Linked DNA regions of Homo sapiens: all the other regions are linked to region 1. A link is a loop called in an ENCODE intact Hi-C map of the cell type or tissue named here. Cell type or tissue: endothelial cell of umbilical vein. All regions are shown on one strand.

What was found. Hi-C counts contacts between places; a loop is a spot of excess contacts. Peaks named below come from ENCODE experiments on the same cell type or tissue, not always from the same donor. Only the 100,000 strongest peaks of a DNase experiment are listed, where the experiment ranks them.
Region 2: a loop joins it to region 1, with 7 times the contacts of the local background. A loop is called at or near these places in 4 of 110 quality-filtered maps.
Region 3: it touches region 1 in a loop (2.8-fold over the local background); 6 of 110 quality-filtered maps call a loop at or near these places.

Annotation. Positions count from the first base shown.
Region 1 is chr3:188,259,757-188,267,756 of GRCh38, reverse strand. All of the region lies in intron 2 of LPP (LIM domain containing preferred translocation partner in lipoma), which reads right to left. Among named protein-coding and RNA genes, the nearest start is that of FLJ42393, 85 kb to the right of the region's middle. In endothelial cell of umbilical vein, no CTCF peak of the experiment used is centred here; DNase peaks (open chromatin) are centred at 1,516, 3,506, 4,626 and 7,186; H3K27ac peaks cover 7,432 bases.
Region 2 is chr3:188,590,247-188,598,246 of GRCh38, reverse strand. The region is part of intron 6 of LPP (LIM domain containing preferred translocation partner in lipoma); the gene reads right to left. Among named protein-coding and RNA genes, the nearest start is that of LPP-AS1, 26 kb to the right of the region's middle. In endothelial cell of umbilical vein, no CTCF peak of the experiment used is centred here; a DNase peak (open chromatin) is centred at 3,946; H3K27ac peaks cover 1,725 bases.
Region 3 is chr3:188,340,653-188,348,652 of GRCh38, reverse strand. LPP (LIM domain containing preferred translocation partner in lipoma) reads right to left here. Exons shown (of 12, transcript NM_001375462.1): 3 at 6,934-6,990. Among named protein-coding and RNA genes, the nearest start is that of FLJ42393, 170 kb to the right of the region's middle. In endothelial cell of umbilical vein, no CTCF peak of the experiment used is centred here; a DNase peak (open chromatin) is centred at 3,212; H3K27ac peaks cover 1,643 bases.

The DNA of each region.
Region 1 (8,000 bases):
CCAGCAAAGGTCAAATCTCTTACTGGACACATCTTCCTGATCTATAGAGGATCTTTCTCAAGCTTGAAAGATATACAAAGAGGCAGAAAGCTGAAAGAATGCTGAGCACAGGTCATCAGGGCTGTAGGGAGCCTTAAAGCAACTCCAGTACAATGGCTTACTAAGTGGGTCCACAGAGGCACAGAGCTCTTCTGGGGAGATAACTCGGCCCTGGCTAGAAGCCTATGAGATCTTCCACCTTTTAACAACAGCACCACCATTTAACTGCACTTTGATTATTTTACATATTGAGATTTGACATCCCATTTTGTGAGGGATTTATAAAGAGTTTCCATGAAGAAGAAACATCTGAAAACACCGACATCCAAAGAACTTACTATTGTAGGTTTCACAGCCAGTTATTACCTGAACTAACAGAGATTCCTCAGAAAAAGTCCTGGGAATGAGGGGCTAGTAAGAAACAACCAAAAGAGGACAAGAAAGCTCCAGAGAGCATGCACAGCAGTGAGCGAGGTCAGCTGAGCCTCTCAAAAGCCTGGAGATCCCTAGAAGGACTTGAGAGGCAAGAAGTCAATGATCATGGGAGCTAGAGGGAACAGAATGTTCCAGGAACTGACCCCTTCACGTCTCTCCACCACACTCCCTCTGGGTTCTCACACCCAGGTACGCTGCTGCTCAGGAAAGATCTTCCTGCTTGGAGGAGGGACTTGGAAGCAGAAAAGCAAAGCAGGAAAGAGGAGAGCACATGCTTTTTCTCTTCTTCTGACTCTTCTGAGGTTACTGGTCAAAATCCTTCATGAGTAACAATGGACTTCACCTTCCCATTCCTCTATCTTTCTATCTGCCAGATAGGCACAAGTAGATCCATACCAGCTCTAGACGGGTTTGGTGAAAGGGCCGGGAGGATTCTGTAATCTGCTCAGTAACGGCAATAGAAAGTGCTAAATAAGTGCGTCAAGAAATATTTCTGGAAGAGCTATGCAACTGGAATGCTTGGAGAGCCACCCGCATGGCAATAACTCGATCTGTCCTCATTTTTTAGAACAGACATAAACCCGGGTTTAAAAAAGGACTCATGGCTCCAAAGCAGCCAAATAAATAAATAAACACAAAGAAATCTCTCAGTGACTTATGGAAGCCATTAATGAGAAAGTTATGTACATAATAAGAACTTGATTTCCTTTCTCTCTCTCTCTCTCTCTCTGTCTTCCCCGTCTCTCCTCTCCTCCCCTCCCCTCCCCTCTCCTCTTCTCTTCTGTCTCTCTCGCGCTCTCTCTCTCTCCTTTCACATCTTCTCCCCAGCCACTTTTGGTAGTGAGCAGTTTGCTGTGTATCCAAGGGAAGCGACAGTCTCCTGCGCTGTGCGGCCAATCCATCTAAAAAACGTATCATCTGTCTGTGCGGCAGAAAGCCCAGTTGGAATAAGCAAGTTCTGTGCGTTCAACTAGAAAACACTTCTTGTTCTCGCTGTCAAAATAATTCTGTATTAAACTTCTGGGATATGTGACTAATGTGCTTGGAACCTTTGGAGTGACTGGTTTATTTATTTTAGGGAGGGGAGTGCTGCTGCTGCTGCTGGTGAGGGTGGTGATATAGAAAGAGGAGGAGGAAGAGAAAGGGAGGGGAAAAAAGGATGGGAAGAACACACACATGGTCTGCTCAGAGATCTCACATCACCTTCTAGAAGCCTGCATTGCCGCACTTTGTTACAGAAGCATGAGAAGGAGCAGAACCAGGCAGCAACAGAGAAGTAAAGACATATAAAGACAGGCAATGCACACTCCCCAGAGTTAAGGTTGCCTAAGAGTTCCTAAAAAGACTCTGAAATGTATAAAGTAAAAGCAAAACACATACACACACACACACACACACACACACACACACACCAGAGTAATCCTATCACAGCCCTTTTACAAAGCCCATGACAGCTCCTTACTGATTACCAAAAAAAAAAGAAGCCTCCAACATTACAGGAAGGCATAGGAAACTTCTCTGATTGGATACAGATATCTCACCTCCAGACTCAGCCTCCCACTCCCAATCTCTCTAGATATTTTCATGTCTCTGCTATTCCCTCTGTCTTAAAGACTCAGCTCTTTCTTTCTTATTTGTTAAAGTCCTAGCCATCTAGCAAAGCCTAAAACAATATCCTTCCCCCAATCCCCACAGCAAAGCCCTCCCCAATGGCACAAACAGAACACCTTGCCTTCTCACAGCGTTCCTAACTCTAGCATTGATCACTCTGTAGCTTGTCTCCAAGTATTGTTAACTGTTGGAAAACTTATTTACCTATACCTGTAACCATCACCCTTCCTCCCTTCCCCAGACACCAGTCTCCTTGTAGCACCCAAAGCATGAGCACACACACAAACATGAGCTCTTTCTTCGCAGACAGGGGTCCTCTTTCACTATCTTAATTTCTTCAAGGCCAGCCACTGTGATGCCTCCATATACAGGCCTTCAGTAAGCACATGGCCATAGCTGAACTTTTGTGCCATCCACGGAAAAGCATCTTTAGCGATAAACTCAAGAAACATAAAACAAAACAAAACAAAACAAACAACAACAATAGCTGAAAAATCTGCAGAAAGAAAAGACCAGGAATTTAATTCGTGCTAAACCTCTAAAGTCAGTTCTTAAAAGCTGCTTTTCTCTCTTCTCCAAATCCAGTGGTTTTGTTCAATGCTTCTCTCCTGCTTTGAGTCAGAAAGTGGGTGGAAGTTTGGGGAACTAAATGAAGAAGGGTGACGCGAGCAGAAGGCTTCCAGTGGAAAACAGATGAGGAGATCAGGTAAATAAATCTAAGACACATCATTTTTATGACCTGACAAATAATTGCAGGTTGAAATCATCTGCTTACTTTGTGTTTTGTTTTGCTTTTTTATTTTCTCCAGCTACTTACTTATAATATTCATATGTTATAAAAAGAAAAAAAAGGAAAGAAAAGAAAGAGAGAGAGACACACACAGAGAGAGAGAGAGAGAAGAAAAAAGGTGTTTGGGGGTGGCGAACAGGGGTGGGGAAGTGACCAGGACAATGACGAAAGAACGATTTGGCCTGTGTGCTGCTGGTCAGCTTTGGCAGGCCCTCACCCTCTGAACTTTCTCTCCAGAGAGTTATTTGACAAACAGAGTTTCAGAAAACAATTTTCACTTTCTTTCTCCAAACCCCACCTCCCTCCCCTACCTCATTTTAAAAATCAGCTCCAACCTCCTAAAGAGGAAAAGAAAAACTAAGACCCAATTCATTTTACATTTTATACCACTTAAGGAAAAACATTTCTCAGAGCAAATGCTTTATGATTCAGAGAATAACATATTCTCATCCCGTTTCCTTTGACTGCTACAGCTCTCCTCTCATTCCTGTCTTCTCCTTGCCTTTCTTCAACTTGGAAGTGGTTATTTGCCCTCAGATGTGGCCTCATAATTATTCCCATTCAAAATCTCTCTCTCTCTTTCTCTCTCCCTCTCTGTCTCTCTCTCTCTCACACACACACACAAAACTAATGTTTGTTCCTATTGTTCTTGCCTTCATTAGAAGGTAACAGATCTATAAAAGGTAGCATGTGCACTTACTCATTTTAAAGAAAGCTTAATAAGCACCTACTAATAAGCATCCTACTCTCCAGCTGTTTATATTCTAGGGGAGGAGATCAAACATGTCCAACACAAACTGCTCAGCAATGTCGAAGGTGATATGTACAAGACAGGCCTACATGACAGAGCTCACCTAGCTCTGGGAACTGTGGAAGGCTTCCTACATAATACACCTTGCACACAGTAGACCCTCCATAAAAGTCTGTTAAGGGGATGAATGAAGAACAAAATCAGTGAGGATTCACTTGAACATGGACTTAAAAGAATGCGTAAGATTTGGGCAAGCCAAAATGAGAACGCCAACAGTTTAGGAGTGAGAGTGACAGCTACAGGGAGGCAGGAAAATGAGAGGACGCTCCCAGCAATGACTAGAAAGAAGTCTGGTGCAAAAGAAAAATGCTATCAGTGATGGGTTAGAAAGGTACTTATTAAATGAGCTAAGAAAAAACTTTCTACGTGACGGATTATGAGCTAGTCACTGTTAAACCCTTTACAAATATTAACTTATTTAATTCTCACAATGACCCTATTCCTATTCCACAAATGAGGAAAGTGAGGAGCAGGGAGGTGCAGCAACCTCCCGGGGAAAGTGTTGCTTGGTGCTGGAGCAGCCTGGCTGCAAGGTGTGGCTCATAACAACTACCTTACTGTATCTCCACAGCCTATCAATGTCTGGGAGGACAGATCATAGAAAGCCTTAAATGCCAGATGGAGGAGTCCACGCTCTCTTCCATATGCAAAAGGAAGCAACTGAAGGTTTTGAGAGAGAAAATAATAGGGTTGGATTTAGGGAAGATGAATAATTTGGCATTTGTGTTGAAGTCTGACTGGAGCTGGTGAATGGATTAGCGCTTAAGTGATGAATCAACTCCAACATCACCCGCTACCCTCTGCCCCATCATACCCTCATAAATCACTGTGTCATTGTTATGTACATAGTCCAACAGGATATCCAGTAATTTTTCTGTGTACACTCAGACTCTGAAATTTGATTTGTATATTGGAATAGTTTGTTCCCATCTGATTTCCGGGCCGAGGATTCCATGGAGGGATGGCATGGCTGCAGTCAGCAGTGAATGGCCTCTTAGTCTAGCCGGAACACTCCAAGAGGCAGCATTGTACATGTACTGAATAGTCACAAAAATAGCTCAGCTAAAGGACACAGAAAAAAAAAAACTGCACTCTTTGGAGCTGACGTATTTTTCCTTTTCTCCCTCTGCCACTGTTTCTATGACCTAGTAAGGAGGCATCACTGTAGAATGGAAAAAGCACTGAACGAAAATTCAGGAGACCTGGGTTCGAGCACAGATTACCACTTTTTTTTTTTTAACATGATTTCAGACAAGTTCTAGATTTCAGTTTTCCTATCTGTAAAATGAGAGACTGATTCTTAACTCGAGTGATTTTTTTTCCCCGTGTGTGTGTGTGAGACAGAGAGAGAAAGACAGAGAGAGGAGAGAGGAGAGAGAGAAAGAAGAGGAGAAAGAGAACTGAGATAGAGTGAGAGACAGAGAAGAGAGAGAGACAAGAGAGAGAGAGAGATGAGGGGGTGTCAAAAATATACAAGTGCATTTGGGGTGAGATAAGTTTATTTTAAATCTTGAATCCTTTAAAAACGTTACATAAAATAGAGCTGAGAACTAGGTTACAGAGGGTGAGTTAAGATTTTAAAACTTGAGGTCTGATAGCAAAATGGACTTCTACAAATAAAATGTCACAGTAGTTAGCTGTAAGGGGTGGGATTACAGGTACAATCCTTTTCATTTTATAGTTTCCTGTATATTGAAAACCTATACATGAGTACATATTACTTTCACTGTTAAAAAAAAAAACACTATTTTCAATATCTATTTTATTATTAAGAATTTTAAGACTACCCATAATCGTGCTTGGTAGGGAATATCGGTAGAGTCAAGCAGCTCGTTGGCAATGTGAGATGCAGTCTCCTCATTTTTGTAAAGGAAAGGCAGGCTGGAGACCATCATCATCAACTCTGCACTGCCTCAAACCCCTTCGGGGTATATACCCTGGCTTCTAGATGTGTCCTCTTCCCACCAGCCTGGGAGAGAGCCGAATCCCATGCATTCGTCAACCCCAGCATGTAGCACAGTGCCTGCCACATCCTAAATACTTAGGCAACAGTTTCTAACTTAAGAAACAACCTTTCTAAGAACCACTACAGTAGGAAATGAAGATAATATTCAGTTATATCTAACGAACTGTGGTGCTTTTGTCTTTGTTTTATAGACAGAGTTGCACTCTGTGACCCAAGCTGAAGTGCAATGGCACCGTTCTAGCTCACTGCAGCCTTAAACTCCTGGGTTCAAGCGATCCTCCCACCTCCTCAGCCTCCTGAGTGGGTAGGACTACAGATATGTGCCACCACATCTAGCTAATATATATTTTTTTTTTTTTTGGAGAGACAGGGTCTCACTGTGTTGCCCAGGCTGGTCTCAAACCTTTGACCTCAAGCAATTCTCCTACCTTGGTCTCCCAAACTGCTGGAATTACAGGCATGAGCCACCATGTCCGGTCCCAAGAATTGTTTTTCCTTTTTTCATCATGAAGCTATATATGATTTAAATATAACAGTCACTTCTTTAAAAATTAGACTTTGAGTCTGAGCGAAAATCTATAGCTATTTAAAAGATGACAAATATCTGTATGTTGATTGACTTAAAATTTTTTCAAGGCATATTGCTGAGTGAAAAAAATAAATGATAGCACCTGCAGTAATTTACGTAAATTGTAAATGCCGTCATTCACATAAAAGTTGCATGTGTGTATGTGTGTGTGTGTGTCTGTGTAGAGAGAAAGAGAGACTCTAAAAAAGGTATTTTCCAAAACTTTAACAAGGATTATCACTACAGAATAGTCCCAGCTACTTAGAAGGCTGAGGTGGGAGGGTTGATTGAGCCCAGAAGTTCGCAGCTACAGTGAGCCATAATCGTGCTGCTGCATTCCAGCCTGGATGACAAAGGGAGATGCTGTCTCAAAAACAAACAATCTAGTAAGATTATTGTTTTCCTATTTGTACTTTTCTGCCTTGTTCAAATTGTCTTTAGTGCTCAGAAACATTTCTTTTTTTAACATGGAGTCTCGCTCTGTGGCCCAGGCTGGAGTGCAGTGACACTATCTCAGCTCACTGCAACCTCCGCCTCCCGGGTTCAAGGGATTCTCCTGACAGCCTCCTGAGTAGCTGGGACTACGGGATTCTCCTGACTCAGCCTCCTGAGTAGCTGGGACTACAGGCATGCACCACCACGCCCTGCTAATTTTTTTGTATTTTTAGTAGAGACAGGGTTTCACCAAGTTGGTCAGGCTGCTCTCAAACTCCTGACCTCAAACCATCTGCCCGCCTCAGCCTCCCAAAGTGCTGGGATTACAGGCGTGAACCACCGCGCCCAGCCCAGAAACACTTTCTTTTTAAACTTCGGTTCCTCTGATTTCATCTGGGATGGAGCTGTTCTCAAACAGCTGTTGTTGAGTCACAGTTGCCTTAAAAAACAACAACCAAGCATTGTGTAAATATAAGGTGCTCAATCGTTATGCAGCCATGAGGTCCTTCTTGGGGCTATAGCAATAGTGACAATTTCTATCTTGGTTTCTATCAGTGACAATAGTGACAATTTCTATCAGTGACAATGGTGATTAATAATAATAATAATAATAAACAGCCCACTTACTGGTCATACTGGCCTTGCCATAAGTCATTAAAAAAACAGAGGCAAATTCCTTTCTCCAAGCTCCAAGCACAAGACACCCCACATTATCGTTTTTGTTAAATAGGACAGGTTTCATTAATAATAGGTGGAAGTGGCCAGGCACAGTGGCTCACGCCTCTAATCCCAGCACTTTGTGAGGCCAAGGCAGGCGGATCACTTGAGGTCAAGAGTTCAAGACCAGTCTGGCCAACATGGTGAAACCCTGTCTCTACCAAAAATACAAAAATTAGCCGGACTTGGTGGTGGTGCATGCCTGTAATCCTAGCTACTTGGGAGGCTAAGGCAGGAGAATCGCTTGAACCTGGGAGGCAGGGGTTGCAGTCAGCCGAGATCGTGCCACTGCCTGGGTGACAGAAAGAGACTCTGCCTTAAAAATAAATAAATAAATAAATAAAATAAGAATAATAAATAGGTGAAAGTGATAGTGTTGATTTTTATTTTCTTCTTTAACCCTGTTTACAGTTTCTGAATTTTCTATGAGAATATATTGCCTTTATATTAAAAAAAAAAGAAGGTCATTTAAAGACATGTAAACAACCACCACCATAAATAAGCCAGGCTCTCCTTTCACTGAGTTTAAACATGAGCCTTCCTTACCAGTGAGCCTGCAGGGGATATTCTGTAACTAGGTCACCGGATTTTACGCCATCACAGTAGTCCTCTCCAAATGTTCACCAAA
Region 2 (8,000 bases), 330 kb before region 1:
ATTGCTCTTACCATGAAGTCCAAATTCTTTCCTGATAGAACTACTGTTTATCTTCTTAGCCTCCTCTCTTACTTTCCTCTACACAGGAGTCAACACTCCAGCTATCCTGTGGTTGCCCTGATTTGAACACTTTCCAACCTGCTTCCATCTCGCAACTTCTAACTGGTTATTCATCCTTCAGATTTCAAACGAAATGATGCCTCCTTTAGGAAGCCAATCTGGAACCTCCAAAATTAGACAAGGTGCCCACCATTAATGTCTCTTTAATAGTTTGCATTATCCTTATGATAACCCTTACGTCTTGTTTTGCAATTACTTATTTAGTGTTCCTTTCCTCTCTAAACTCCATGTGGGTAGAAATTTGGGCTTTCCATCCTTAGGGTCTAGCAAAGAGATTTTTCCATATGTTTTTATTCAATAAATTAGTTTTTTCAATAACATATTATTGAAATCAGTTTTTTCAATAATGTATTATTGGCAAATTCCATACAAGAGAGAAGTGTTTAATCAAATGAAACAATAAGGGAAATAGTTCGGTAACAGAATTGCCCACACTTCCCATCCCCCATCAGTTTTGTGCACCATTCATCTAAGAAGATTTAAGTATGATAGAGGGTTCTGTAGTTCAATCTAATTTTAAAAGTTCTGAGTTAGTTTATAAACATTGGGTTTCTTAGCTGTAGGTAGCAGGACATTTGGAGAGTGTGGTTCACTAGTTTTTGGTTATAATCAACTACTGTAATAGAACCAACCATTCCTATCTTTTACTGCTACTCGGAAGCCATAAAAAGACAAAAGATAATAAAATAGGTGGGATCCCATCTCTCAGGAAACTCTCAAGTCATTCAGGGGTTTCTTATCACTGAAATTTGTGTATCAGTGGCAGAAATTAAAATGTGACCACCTTGAGACAAGTGTCGAAAAAGAGCTATTTGGGGAATAATTTTTAACAGAGGATTCTTTGAGAAGAAATAACTAATTTATCTGTGCATAACTGAAACATACAGTATTCCTCACATAACTGTAGGGCGTAAGAAATGTGAATATCACACATCTCTACATTTTCCTCAAGGAAACAAGGCTCAGGAAAGATTTGCCCAAAGTGAGAAGGTCTTCAGAGGGTCAGGATTAGAACTCTGTTTTCCAGAGTCTGAAACCAGCGTTCCTAACCTCACACCAGAATGCTCAGACTTAATAATAAGCCTACAAAAAAGTAACAAACCCAGTTTTGTTCTTTAACAAAGTGGATCTCAGTGTATACACACCAGGCAGCAGGGCATGGAAATCACAAAGTAGGCTCAATAGGGACAAATTGGGTTGCTGTATTTTCATACAAGAGTTTCTAACATATTCACGGACTTCAGTAAAAGAAGCCACCAGTGTGAGCAAGTGGCTATATTTGCTTCAGTGGAAACAAACAGACCCTCGTTCACATATTTCTAAAAAAATTTGGGTGACCGAAAGCAAAGCGAAAAAGGAATAGGTGGTGTGTTACAGTTCTCAGAGAATTCCATGAGCAAAATTTTCTAAGACCTATCAAATATTTCAAATAAAATATTTGAAGGACATCATATTTAGAGCACATTAAGCTCCTAACAAAGTCACTAGATGTTTGCTCAGTTTTTTTTTTCCTCTTTGCAGAAAACACTCTCATTTTATAATGATCACTGTATTACGATGATTTGAATGTGTATCAGTTACACTGTAGATTGTATAGGAGAAAAAAATTCTTCTTCTAACGTATTTGTTCTTCAAAATGGAGTTGTCTGTCCACTGATTGTAGATGGATAAAAGGAATGGATCCCAGAAAGGTATAATTTCCAAGGAGAGAGCACTTTTGCCACAGAGTAGGAGGAAGGGTAGAAAATGTTTTCATGAAGAGTGACTATTAGGAACAAATAAGAGCTCTATTCACCAAACCTGTACACATCCCTTTATCCCTGTAAAACAAGCTATGAAAGCACATAATGACTAACTGCAGCAAAATTACTCACATTCTAACTTTGCATAATCACTAAAATGGCTCTGGTTTTTTAACCCTCCCCCTTCAACAATTCTGCACTCTTAAAAAAATTTTTTTCAACCACAGCACAAATGGTTACAGCAAACGGGTGTACCAGGCACATCTGCTGCTTCAAAAAGAATTCACTCCCCTGTGCCAAATCCATGTCTATCGGAAGAAATAAAAATAAATTGCGAGCAGGTTCAGCAAATGCCCAGATAAATCCTGTAGTGACCACATGGGTTAGATTCATTTCTGGTAGTCGGTTTGTCCTGAAAAGGGTGAGGCAAAGGAGGGGTGATTTGGAAGCAAGGGACTCTCTCTCTCACGCCTGTCTTTGTCACTCAAGAACTGAATACACAGTTAAGGTAGCTCCCTTCTCGATTTTCTGCACAACTATTTAAAAAATAGGATTGCGTTTATATAATCCCATAGGTGAAGGGCAGTGGGCAACATGTCTTGCAATATATGGACAGTGTCCTTTAAAAACAACAATAATAATGAGAACAACAACAGTCTTAGTTTGAATGGTCCCACAAATAATCTTTCCTATTTTTTCTATTTATATTTCTAACAGCTTTGCTGAAAGCGCCTACTTGATATTTTAGATCATTCAGTGCAGTAGATAACCTAGAATTTGGGGTACTAAAAAATTATGTTTTCTCTTTTCTACACACTATTAGCTGGAAATCTAAGGATGGCTTTTGAAAGAGAGCACCATTATTTTGACCATGGTACAAGGTGACCAAGCTCCATGGCAGAGCAAGGGGAGGGTGGCTAGCCCAAGATCAAGGTGTCAGCACAACTGCTGAAATCCTCATCAGCTGGGGGATACGAATGACTGATGGGGGTTCATTCATTTGGGTCTTATTCCTCCAGTGAAACTTCCTTTTAAAGGTAAAATGAGGAATTAGTTTATTATTCTTCTTTCCTTTTTAAAAGAGCAAACATCAACAAATTCAAAGATAAATATTCTTTGGGACACAATTTTAAATTAGGACAACAAGTACTGAAATTCCTGGGTTCAAACAAATTCACTTATATTGTTTCTTGGGTTTCAATTTCCTCTTTATAAAATTAGGGGATTTGATTGAAAGAATTCAAAGAATTTGGGTAGCTTAAGGTACCTAAGGGACGTTTTTGGGCTCAGATAAATTCTGATACCTAAGGTTCTTTGGAACAGCATATAAACAGAAAAACCTTCTCATTCAAACATTATTTTCATAATTTATCTTTATAAATATCAGGAACTGTAGAGGTAATAGGATACTTAATCCTGTTATGCTATAATGTTTCAGAAAAATAACAGGATATAAATTCATACATATATCATGATAAAAGTCCTATATGTGAATAAGAAAAACAAAACAAAAATTATGAGTGGTAATTATGAGTGGTGTCAATACAGATATTTTGCTCTTTTTTCTCCTTTCATTTTCTTTTATAAAATGAGCATGTATATTTATATTTACAACAAAGTAACTTTATTTACAGAAAAAAATAATCATATCTCCAAATATGTTTTCCTTTCAGAGAACACATTGGATTTTTCCCAAACCACCCAAAACCAAAGAAATATGATGTTTAGTTGGCTCAAAATTTAGACTTCAGATTTCTTTTTGAAAAATGCAATCATTCAGATAGTCATTGAGCATTTACTGATCACTTTCTAATTACCAGGAATGTTGCCAGCTACTGGGTAAAAAGTTACCATTTTTGGCCTCAGTGAATTCAAGTATAGACAGAGAAACAGGCAGAAAACCAGTAGAATTTTTTCAGAATTCCAGAAGTCTTACAAATCCTACTTGGAACACAGCGCTCCACTGCAACCCATTCATTTTTTAAACAGAGAGCTGAGTTCTAGCCAGCTAAAGAACACTGGCTTAAGAGCAGGGAACCAGGGTCCTTTTCATTCCACTCTGAACTGCTGAATTGCTTTAGGCACATTCTTGTCTGTGTGACTCAGTTCCTTCCCCTTCAAGATTCTGGGTAAAAATAATTCTTTATACTTTACATGGGCAGCTGAATTCAAACGTCTTCTCCTAGTCTGTTCTCCCTCTTGATATTCCATGTGTAAGTGCTATGGCCTAGGTAATTCTTACACATTCTTAAGTTTGAGTACCATTGTTCTAAGCTATATAACTCAGGAAGGGGGCCATGTTCTAATATTCCTATCTTCAGCCTTTCATAACACTTAGAACATGGGAGCACTAAGTCTATGCCATAGAAGAGTATCAAAACATCATAGAGCTCTACTTACCATTTGATCCAGCAATCCCACTACTGGGTATCTACCCAGAGGAAAAGAAGTCATTATTCGAAAATGATACTTGCACACGTGTGTTTATAGCAGCACAATTCACAGTAGCAAATCGTGGAACCAACCCAAATGCCCATCAATCAATGAGTGGATAAAGAAACTACGGTGTATACATATACAGTGGAATACTGCTCAGCCATAAAAATGAATGAATTAACAGCATTTGCAATGACCTGGATGAGATTAGAGACTATTATTCTAAGTGAAGTAACTCAGGAATGGGAAACCGAACATCGTATGTTCTCACTGATATGTGGGAGCTAAGCTATGAGGACGCAAAGGCATAAGAATGATACAATGGAGTTTGGGGACTTGAGGGAAAGAGTGGGAGGGGAGCATGGGAAAAAAGACAACAAATATGGTGCAGTGTATACTGCTCAGGTGATGGGTGCACCAGGATCTCACAAATGTCCGTTAAAGAACTTACTAATGTAACCAAATACCACCTATACCCCAATAACTTAGGGAAAAATAAAATTAAAAAAGAAAAAAATTATCAAAGAGCAATGAATGAATGAATATATTAAAGTATGAAATTATTCCTCATTTTCCTCTCTTTACTTAATTTTCTCTATTTAATCTGTGTGTGTGTGAGAGGGAGAGAGAAGAGAGAGAGAGAGCAAGAGTGAACACCTCTATGGGATCTACAACAATTGGAATTATAGAAATAAAGGAACATGATAAGCAGATCAGCTACATCATTATTAGGCAGGAAAAGGAGAGAAAATCACAAGGGAAGAAACACACACACACACACACACACACACACACCAGGCATCAGAGGTGTAATCTATACAGTTATTCATTCTATTCCTAGATTTCTTCATCCAATAACCTAGAAGCAAATAAATAAATGAATCAGAAAAACATACACTTTTCCATGGATACAATTCATGGAATGGTAGGATACAGAATTATTCAAGAAGAATTTTTATTATTGTAAGAGGAGAGTTCAACTTTGTATTCACTGTTTTCATGTTTTTAAATAATGTTTAAATAAAATAATATTATTCATTGTTTCTTAGACTTTTGAGAGAGCTAGGCAAGCCCTCGTGTAAGACAGTGTATTCATTAAAACAATGATACGCCGGGTACAGTGGCTGACACCTGTAATACCAGCGCTTTGGGAGGCCAAGGCAGGCAGATCACCTGGTTAGGAGTTCAAGATCAGCCTGGCCAACATAGTGAAACCCTGTCTCTACTAAAAATATAAAAATTAGCCAGGCGTGGTGGTGGGCACCTGTCATCCCAGCTACTCAGGAGGCTGAGGCAGAATTGCTTGAACCCGAGAGGTGGAGGTTGCAGTGAGCTAAGATAGCCCCACTGCACTCCAGCCTGGGAGAAAGAGTGAGACTCCATTTAAAAAACAAAAACAAAACTAAAAACAGTGATACTCATTGTAGAAAATATGAGAAGTAATAACAAGGTTAATAAAGAAATAAAAAACACTCGTTCAAAACTTTAGTGATAACAACTGTTTTGGTAACTTTATTTTCATGGTTTGTATTTCTATGTATACTTGTATCTGTGTGTAAGTGTGTGTGTGACTGTGTGTATGTGTGTGTGTGTGACTGTGTGCGTGTGTGTTTTGTATAGGTGATGGTGCTTAAATGTGAACCCTCTTTATGTGTGGCTTTGTATCTTATTTTTCATTTAACATTATATCAGAGATTATAAATTTTAAAATTCTTCAAAAATGTTGTTTATAGTGTGATAACCAAGCAGTCAATCTGCTTTAACAGATGCATATGCTCCAATGCACTAATTTCCTATTTATCATACATATTTAGTTGCAAAATCAAAACCAGAACAAAAAGCACTAAGATTTTTCCGCTGTCCTGTATTATGCTATTCTATCATCACAAAGTAGTTTGTTTCTGTTAAAAAGATTTGAGGAGGTGCAATAGTATATCAAAATGCCAGGCATGCACTTCTAACAAAATGTCAGCTCCCACCTCCACACTTCTCATGTGTATCAGATAATCTTCTTTCAATCAGTCATACAATATACATGCAATTCAGACCCATGCCAAGTACCTCACAGTTAAACCCTCTGATATTGAATTCAAAAAGCCTTGTTGTCTCAAGACAATTGATATTAGAGATTAAATATCAAAGACCAGTCATTTATTGTTGTTGTGAGTACCATTATTATTTGTATTATCACATTCCTTCTGTCTCTGTATCAGGTAGACTGTGAGGAACTCAATTGTAGAATGACAGGATCAGGGCTGTGTTGAAAAAAATATTAATCTGGCAGCCATATGCTTATGAAGGGCATAAAGGAAGCCAGCCTGGAAGCTACTGCAATAATCCAGGCAAGAAATGATGAGGCCCTAACTAGGAATAGAGAGTTTGAAGGAAAAAGGCTCCCAGAGCATTAACTACAGAACAAATACTGTCAGAAATGTTGTTCCAGCATATCTTTTACTAGCATCTTTTACTTTGTACAATAATATTTCCTAATATGAATATGTATGGAGCAAATGAGATCCACTGGCTGGTTTAATGGAAACATTATGCTCAAAGAGATCTGCATTAAGAAAGGTACTAGACTGGGGCTTCAGAACAAAGGCAGATAAATGCAATAACAGAAAAAGGCTATGTTAACACTGAAGGCCTACATTCTGCTAGTCAAATTAGTTGATGTTCTTCATATTTAATAGTCTGGATCCTTTAAGAGAAAGGGTGATTTATTTCGTTTGGGCAGTGGTCATGCATATGTCTTAAAGAAAATGCTAGACAATTTTGTGGGAAAGCACAACATAAGTGTCCAAGTGACCTAAATAATTTTTCCTCAGACCAAAATTCCAAGAAATAATCTTGCCTCCAATTCTGAAAGTAATCCTCTGGCTGTGGAGGCTCCTATGTGAACCCTCAGAGGGAAGGAGGAAATATAAAAGGACAGAAAATCAACAACAAAAATCCTCAAGCTCCACTGTATTTATTTCACACACTTCTTAGATTTGTCTAAATAGTTTAAGTAAAACTGGGAATTTAGGGTCAGAAAGGACCATCAATTTGCCTTTGTGAAATAAAGCACTAAACTGACTCAGTTTTCCAGTGGTGCTGAACCTCATAATTGAAGGCCTTAGAGATCACAGGCTAGTTAAATATAACTTAATTCCAGAGACCTAGCAACACTGGGTCTGCATTCCTACATGCAGCCTGGGTTAAATCTGGGAGGTTGGTGAGCCCTCCTGCTTGCCACAGTCTTCACCACTCTCTAGTATTCTCCAATCAGAGGTCAGTTGTAAGTTAACCATTTATCTTCTTGCTTGCACTGTGGTCTGTCCTATAATAAAGGGTGAAGTGAAATACTTCTTTTGCAATTATGTCTTTTTATTTTTTTAAACACAGCCTTGCTGTGTTGTCTAGGATGGATTGCAGTGACGCGATCTCAGCTCGCTGCAACCTCTGCTTGCCAGGTTCAAGCGATTCTCCTGCCTCAACCTCCTGAGTACCTGGGATTACAAACATGTGCCACTATGCCCGGCTAATTTTTGTATTTTTTAGTAGAGGCAGGGTTTCACCATGTTGGCCAGGCTGGTCGCAAACTCCTGACCTCAAGTGATCCACCCGCCTCGGCCTCCCAAAGTACTGGGATTACAGGCATGAGCCACAGCGCCTGGCCAAGAATACATCTTTTTTAAAAATGAAAGAGTATTTATTTTAAAA
Region 3 (8,000 bases), 81 kb before region 1:
GCTGATGCTTCCGGTCCTCAGACCAAACTTTGAGAAGCAAGAGACTTACAACTGTCAAGATGAAGTTAGGAAATAGAATCTTGAAAAGCAGAACATCTGTGCCTGTCTCATTGGGCTGTGATAAGGATTATTAATCAGATGGGTGATAGTATTTCTGTATATTGAACAGTACACTGGTATAGTCCTGTTAAAAGGGTATGGTTTCAGCCACGCACGGTGGCTCATGCCTGTAATCCCAGCAATTTGGGAGGCTGAGGCAGGTGGATCACCTGAGGTCAGGAGTTTGAGACCAGCCTGGCCAACATGGTGAAACCTTGTCTCTACTAAAAATACAAAAAATTAGCTGGGCGTGGTGGCTCATGCCTGTAATCCCAGCTACTACAGAGGCTGAAGCAGGAGAATCGCTTGAACCCAGGAGGCAGAGGTTGCAGTGAGCCAAGGTCATGCCGGTGCACTCCAGCCTGAGCAATAAGAGCAAAACTCCATCTCAAAAAAAAAAGAAAGAAAGAAAAGAAAAAGGGTATGGTTTCTATTACAGACAACAAACCTGAGACCCAAGTAAATCAAGTAACTTATCCAAGGCCACACAACTAATCCTGCTGACCTTCAAATACAGGTTTATCTGCCTGTCAAGCCTATCAGTGTGAGTATATGCCAACGGAAAGGTAGGAAATAAAAGTAGATACTACTGTAGATTGCTGGTATAAAGCCTTGTTCTTGTTTTGCCATTATTCTCAGAGAGCCATTAACCTGCTGTGTGAATTTTAGTAAGTCTTACCCCTTCTAACCACCTCCATTTCTGCATCTGCAAGGTGAAGGTACTGCCATTGAGAAACTCCGAGGCGTCTTCCATCTCTGACCTGCCTTTCACTCTTCTGGCCCCCCCACACACTCACAGTGGGTCATCAGGTGCTAAGCTTTAGCTTCACACATGTGGCAGTCATCACAATTTGGCAGCATCCAAATTCTAGCTGCTCACATCTGCATTTGTGCTGATCTGTGCGTGGTCAGAAGTTATCTCTGTTAAAAGTCTCAAGCTCAATATAATGGGGGGGTAGGCCGGGAGGAGGGGAACAAAATAGATGACCCAAAGCACTGAAATTCCTATTTAGGTGAAAACTCAGTATGATCAGGGCACTATGACCCTAACTACTCTTCATCTCCTCATCTCACTTACCAAATGAAGATATTGAGAGCACTAACCTGACAGAAGTTTGAAGAACAAGAAAAAAACTGAGTTATGCATAATGTGTTTCATATGATTATCTAGCTTTTTTTATTCTTTCTTAAGGAGCCAGATAAACACGTAGTTAACGAATTATGATATGAAGTAATTCATAATGTATGATCTTGTCCCTTCCTAAAATCCCATAGTACACATTCTCTGTATTCCTCTGGGGCCCATCTACCATTTTCTACCAGAAATTTCCATGGTTTATGAACTTGCATCATTGTCTCTATTTGTCTTCAATGTTATCTCTGGAGGTATTCACATATTTTGGAGTAAATCCGGATTTAAATCCAGATTTTATATTTATTAGCTGTAAAACTTTGGGCAAATTACTCAACCTCTCTGAGCACCTAGCAATTTTCTATTTTATAGGATTATATACAATAATGTATTGAGATGTCTAGCATTTAGCAAATTCTGAATTAAAATTGAATTTGAATGCATGAGTGAATGAATGAAGTAGAATAAGAGTTTCAATATTAAAATATCACTCAATAGTTTGAGATACATACATGCCAAAAGTCATGCTACAAAACGAGCCTAACACTCAGAGTATAACAATAGGTGACTACGGGGAAAATCCAACAGCAAAAGGAAATGTATGCCACTCAAATGTCATCTCATACTTCCCACATAGAATGAAAACTTTTGCTTAACTCATGGATGGCCTTCAGAGCATCTACAAACCTCCTAAACTTGTTGATAGCATTTTCTGGAGTTCTGCATTTTCCAACTATTTCATAAATTCATCTGAGTTTCTGAAAATTCCATAATCCTCACATCTGCCCCAAACACAGGATCATGTGTATGCACGTGTGCACGCACATACACACACGTATATTAAGAACTACTACTTTAGGCCAGGCACGGTGGCTCACACCTGTAATCCCAGCACTTTGGTAGGCCGAGGCGGGTGGACTCCTGAGGTCAGGAGTTTGAGAGCAGCCTGACCAACATGGTGAAACCCCATCTCTACTTAAAAAAAAAAAAAAAAATTAGCTGGGCGTGGGGGTGTGCACCTGTAGTCCCAGCTACTTGGGAGGCTGAGACAGGAGAATTGCTTGAACCTGGGAGGCGGAGGCTGCAGTAAACCAAGATCGTGCCACTGCACTCCAGCCTGGGTGACAGAGCGAGACTCCGTCTCAAAAAAAAAAAAAAAAAAAAAAAAAAGATTTGCTACTTTAGGCAGGTCCCTGGACAGAAAGGGACTGTCAAATAAAAGAGAAAAAGTAGATTTAATAAAACAAGGCTGAAAGCTGCAAACATACTGTTTGGAAAGTATGGGTAGTGGAACTTATAATGATGACCATCTCAAACCAGAAAAAGGGGCTCTGAATTCAAGATCTGGCTTGGCTGCACATTCGCTGCAGGTCCTTGGGCAAATCTGAGACTCATGAAAATCAGAGGGTTCCTTTGACATCATCTATGCCACCCTCCTCCTCCCATCTCACAGATGGAGAAAGTGCAGCTCAGAGGAAAGTTAGGCATTCACTAAACTCATAGCAAATTAATTAGAGCCAGGATTTGAACCTCAGACTCAGTCAACTGATTTCTACTCTTTGAACCTCTGTACTGTGAGGTTCCAGGTAAGTGCTTAGGTCCAGTGGTCTCTAAGCACCTTCTATCGGATGGGTAACAATTACTACACTCTTCTCCAGACCTGGAAGCCCCCATGTACATGTGAGTTTCATTTTGGCAATGATTATACTAGCTGTTTCTCAGTCCCAGCCCATCCCCACAAGAATAAGGCAGAAGGGTCTGAAATAAGAGAGAAGGGTCTGAAAGGGTGAGAGACACTGCTATTAATGCTGTGTAGCCCAGCAATTGGGAATCGCAGGCCTTGAACTAGACTTCATTGTGTTGGCTATTATTCTTCTGTCCTCTTGCTTATAAATCCCTCATCTGTCTTCTTTTTTTTAATGTTCCCCAACAATGTGCAGGAAACAGGAGCTCATTCTCAGATTCCTATAATTCACTGATTCAGAAAAGGGCAGGAGGCGGGTGGAGGAGAGTGATGATGTCAGCGTCAAACAACCTCTTACAGGAAGAACTGCAAGGGAATCCACAGTCTTTTAATAAACACGGAAAGCAGAAGGTAGCCGGAACCCTCTGTGCCATGTCTTCATGAAATTAATGAAGATACCTGGAGTCCATTTATGTTTAAGGACATCTCACATCCCCATGCTGAAAATGAAATTGGTTTTGCCTGGAAGATAATGGCCTTTTAAGAACTAGGAAGTGAAAGGATAGTTTATAGAAAAAGATTTCTCTACTTAAAGATACAACTATGTAGTCAGAAGAATTCTAGTCCAAGATCAGTCAAAAACACTTTAGACAAATCAGATTCCCTCCCAGACACTAAAATCTCCATCTGTGACATGAAATAATTTGTTTAGATTACTTCGTGAAGTCCCCTCTGGCTTTGACATTCTGATCTCCTTTACAGATCCAGTGATTTGCTCTGGAAAAATCAAATAATGGAAGAAGCATCCACCTCTTCCTAACGGTCTTAATAGGGGGGAAGTTTACCAGATCCTCTCATAAGACCCAGATCAGGGAACAATGTCACAGAGTAAAGAAATGTGGAGGAAAACAGCTTTTCTTTCCTAACAAGGAATTGCAAGTTGCTGGGGTAAGGGACTACCGCTACCGGTGTATAAATGCCCATTCTTACAGTATATATAATAAAAGTCATTAACTGCATGTCTGGTATGTAAAAGAAGCAAAAGCTAAGCAGAAAAATAACTAATTTTCCACAGTGGCTGTGCAGTAGAGTCATAGGACTGTCCTATGATTTTGGAAACATGGCACCAGGAGAGAGAAGGGACTAGCTAGGAAATAAAATCATATATAAGAGAACATTTAACCGGAAGTAATGCCATGATCAACTGGTCCAACTTTGTCATTAGATGATGAAACAGACCTCATAGAGGGAAGGTGACTTGCCTAGGTGACACAGCCAGGTGACATTACAGCTGGGATTAGAAAAGGATTCTCATGGCTTCTGGTGCACATAACATACAACATACTGCTTTGCTCCCAAAAACAATGTGATTCTATTCAGGTTATTACAGAGGTAATTTCACTTATAACTACTGCCTCTACCTCCACTTCAAAAAACGGTAACTGATTAATTTTATTTAAAGCAGACTAGGACTGTTTCCACCAAATTATAATAAACAATTCACTCTGGCAATATAGACAAGTCCATGAGATTTAATTGGGTATTATTCATCCTTGCTAATGAATCACCCTGTGGAAAACAGGGATAATCAACCGTCTACAAGAGGCCAGAAGCCTGTTCTCGTTCAAGTACAGATCTTGCCTATTAAAGAACATTAGGTATCAGCTCTAAATAGTAAACAGGGTATACTGTTGCAGATTCCGTGGAGTGCAGCTTTAAATAGATTTGGTTTGGAAATGGGACAGAGAACACACCGCAGTCAGTGGATCAACGTTGAGAGCAGAGAAAAACAATGATTACACTCATTAAGTGGGTACCTGTTGACACATTTACTGTCAAGTCTAATTATTTATTGAAACTGTTATTCTTTCTTCATTACTGCCACTGATACCAATTATTGCCACAGGATTATTTTAAATTTCTACAGCATGCTCCCAGACTATTTACTTCTCCACCTCCCAAAGGTTACTTGAGAGGTTTCTATCATTCCCTCTCTACCATTCCCCACCTCCAAAATATAACGAAAAGAGAAAGAGAGAAAATTCCTCTTTCTTGAGAGTAATTTTTGTAACCTTTCAGGGCTTGCTTAAAACTCCTCTTGATAGTTTCAAGATGGGTTTCTGTGGGGACAGGGGATACAGTTAATTACTTTTCAAAGCTTATTCTATTAATATTTAACAATTGGCATCGGAGGGAAGGTTAGTGTGATAACTGCAGTTTCTAAATGAACAAGTTAGATCTCTGCCTCACAGAGCTGTCAAAAACTATGATAGTAGGTATCTACAGTACATTCTTTTCTGATATATTTATCCGTAAAAATAAAACATTAGAAATAAGTTTTTGCAGGGTTATTTTGTGGACTAGAAAAGAAATAAAAGGTGGACAGGAGCCATTCTTACATTTTTTGCTACTACCTTTTTTAAAAACAATGTTCTCTTTTTCTGTGTTAGTTTGCTGAGAATGATGGCTTCCAAACACCGCATGTTCTCACTCAGAAGTGGGAGTTGAACGAGAACACATGGACACAGGGAGGGGAACATCACACATCGGGGCCCGTTGATGGGTGGAGGGCAAGGCAAGGACAAATACCTAATGCATGCGGTGCTTAAAACCTGGATGATGGGTGGATAGGGTGCAGCAACCACCATGGCACATGTATACCTACGTAAAAATCCTGCATGTTCTGCACATGTATCCAAGAACTTAAAGTAAAATAATAAGTAAATAAATAAATAAAAAACTTCCTGGGTAAACTAGCTTATATTCCACTTGAAAAATAAATAAATAATAATAAAAATAAAAACAATGTTCTTTTTTTGTAGGAATGAGAAGAAAATCTAAATAACTTAAGTGGCTGTTATGTCTGGTTTAATTACAGAAATTTCATAGTCCATACATAACCTACCTTGTCTGCACGTGTTCTTATTATATATATATGATATTAGCTTTGAAAATCATGTAAACCTGACACCTTAATTTCCTCTCAATTCTAAATTTTCTAAGTCCTACAAATTTGGGGCAATACCAACCAATTTTATTCTTCTCAAAGGTCTGTGCAACTGAAGTCATGGTTGCAGTTCGAGGTCATAGATATAACATACCAAAGGAATTAACAAAATATTCAGCAGAATACATGTGTATAGTACTCTAAATAATGATATCAAATCTTCTACAAAGTTACTATTCTACATATTGACTACTTCACCTCTTTTTGGTTAAGTTACATTACATAAAACACAGTAGAGCTCATTAGAAGGTACAGATTCAGCAGGTTGACTTTAGGAGAAAAATCGCATCTGGTAAATTTTACAACTATGATGCTTCCTTTAAATGTTTTTTCTCCATTGGCCTCCATTTTCTTGGCAAACTCAAGACAAATGTATTCTTCTGCCAAGGATTGGTGTCATTCCCAACAGTCCCCCAGGAGAGTGGCATTCAGATACAATGGATGCAAGGTTTCAAAAGACTAACTCAATTTTCTGTGTTCTTAGGATTTTTCTGTTGTGGCTTTGGATTCTAGCTTTTTGAGATGATTTTGTTTGGCAGCTAAGAGAGAGTGACTGACCCAGCCATAAATATTTGGCCCCTTCAGAGCCAGGTAACACTGGCAGTATAGTGTAGTCAAAAATGCGCTCAATCAAGGGTTAGGAAACCAGGTAAAAAGCCCTCCTGCCACATACTAGTTGAGGATACAATAAAATAATGGTTAAGCACATTCTACTCCATTGCATTTTATGGACACTTAAATACATACACATTAAATCTGAATCGTCTGTGTGGCCCAGATTTTTGGTTTTGGTATTAAACCTTAAGGGCTATGAATTAAAAGGGAAAAAAATAAATCAAAAAAACAAAAATAAAAAGAGAGGTCAGCTCACTGTCTTGGCCATTTTTCAGTTCTTTTCCTCATAAAGTACTTTGTATTTCTTCTATTCTTTGTATTTCTTCTAAAATCAACATTACTGGCTCAGATGCCTATTAGTATTTCATAAACAAGAAGACACGCCTCCTCTCTTACCTCAGATAGCTGGCTCCTGGAATGGATGGTTGACACAAGGTTCAGCCAACTGCAATGCTAGTGTTTACAAATGAAATAAGTAAAAATTACTTCCAGACACCAAACCCATATTTATTCATTAATAGTCATAACCTCTTATATCTACATAATGGTTTCTTGTTTTACAAAACATTTTCACATTCATTGCACCCCACAGGAACCCGATGAAGAAGCAGGAAGAGATGATTCTACTGGCTTCATAGGTGAGGAAACAGAAGCTCAAAGAGGGACAGAAAGGATGAGAAAGGAACTAACACCATCCTCATGATTAACTTTACAGAAACCATATAAAATGAATATTATTGTCCACATTTTACAGAAGTAGAAACTGAAGTTCACAAAAGGAAAGTAATTTGCCCAAGATTACACAGTTTAGTATCTGGCAGGGCATGAATTTGGAGCCAAAGTTTGTGCCTGCTAGTCCAGTAATCCTTCCTTTCTACTTCAGTTTTTCCTAGGTTATTAGGCTAGGGAAAGACAAAGACAAACAGCAACTCATTGTCTTAATTCACAAGGCTTGGTGGAGAGAGAAAATAAAATAAAACCAGCTATTTGATTGAAATGAGGAAATGGGAAAAGTACATAGGATTTCGAGCCAGTCAGATTTCCTTTAATCAATGGCCTTAGGCAAGTTATTTAAACTCCATGAGTGTCAATTTCTTCATATGTATGTGAAGATTATGATATATACTCCATAGCCAAAGTTGCCCTTAGTTAAACTTTTTAAATAAGATTTCTCTCCATTATTCCATATATATGGTTATAGAGAGCAGTGATAACATTTCTTCCCATAAATCCACATTTATATGATCAAAAGATAACATTATAAGCACATTAGGCAAGAGAATATCTCTTTGACTTATGTTTCCTAGTTTTAAAACACCGAAATATTAATCTATGTCACTCTCACATGACCTCATCTAACAAGAGACAGCCCAAAAACTTTTAAGATTTTAAAATCAAAAGTTTCCTTGACCCCTAAAAAGCAAAACAGATACTGCTTTAGTTGAAAGACCTGCTGATGAATC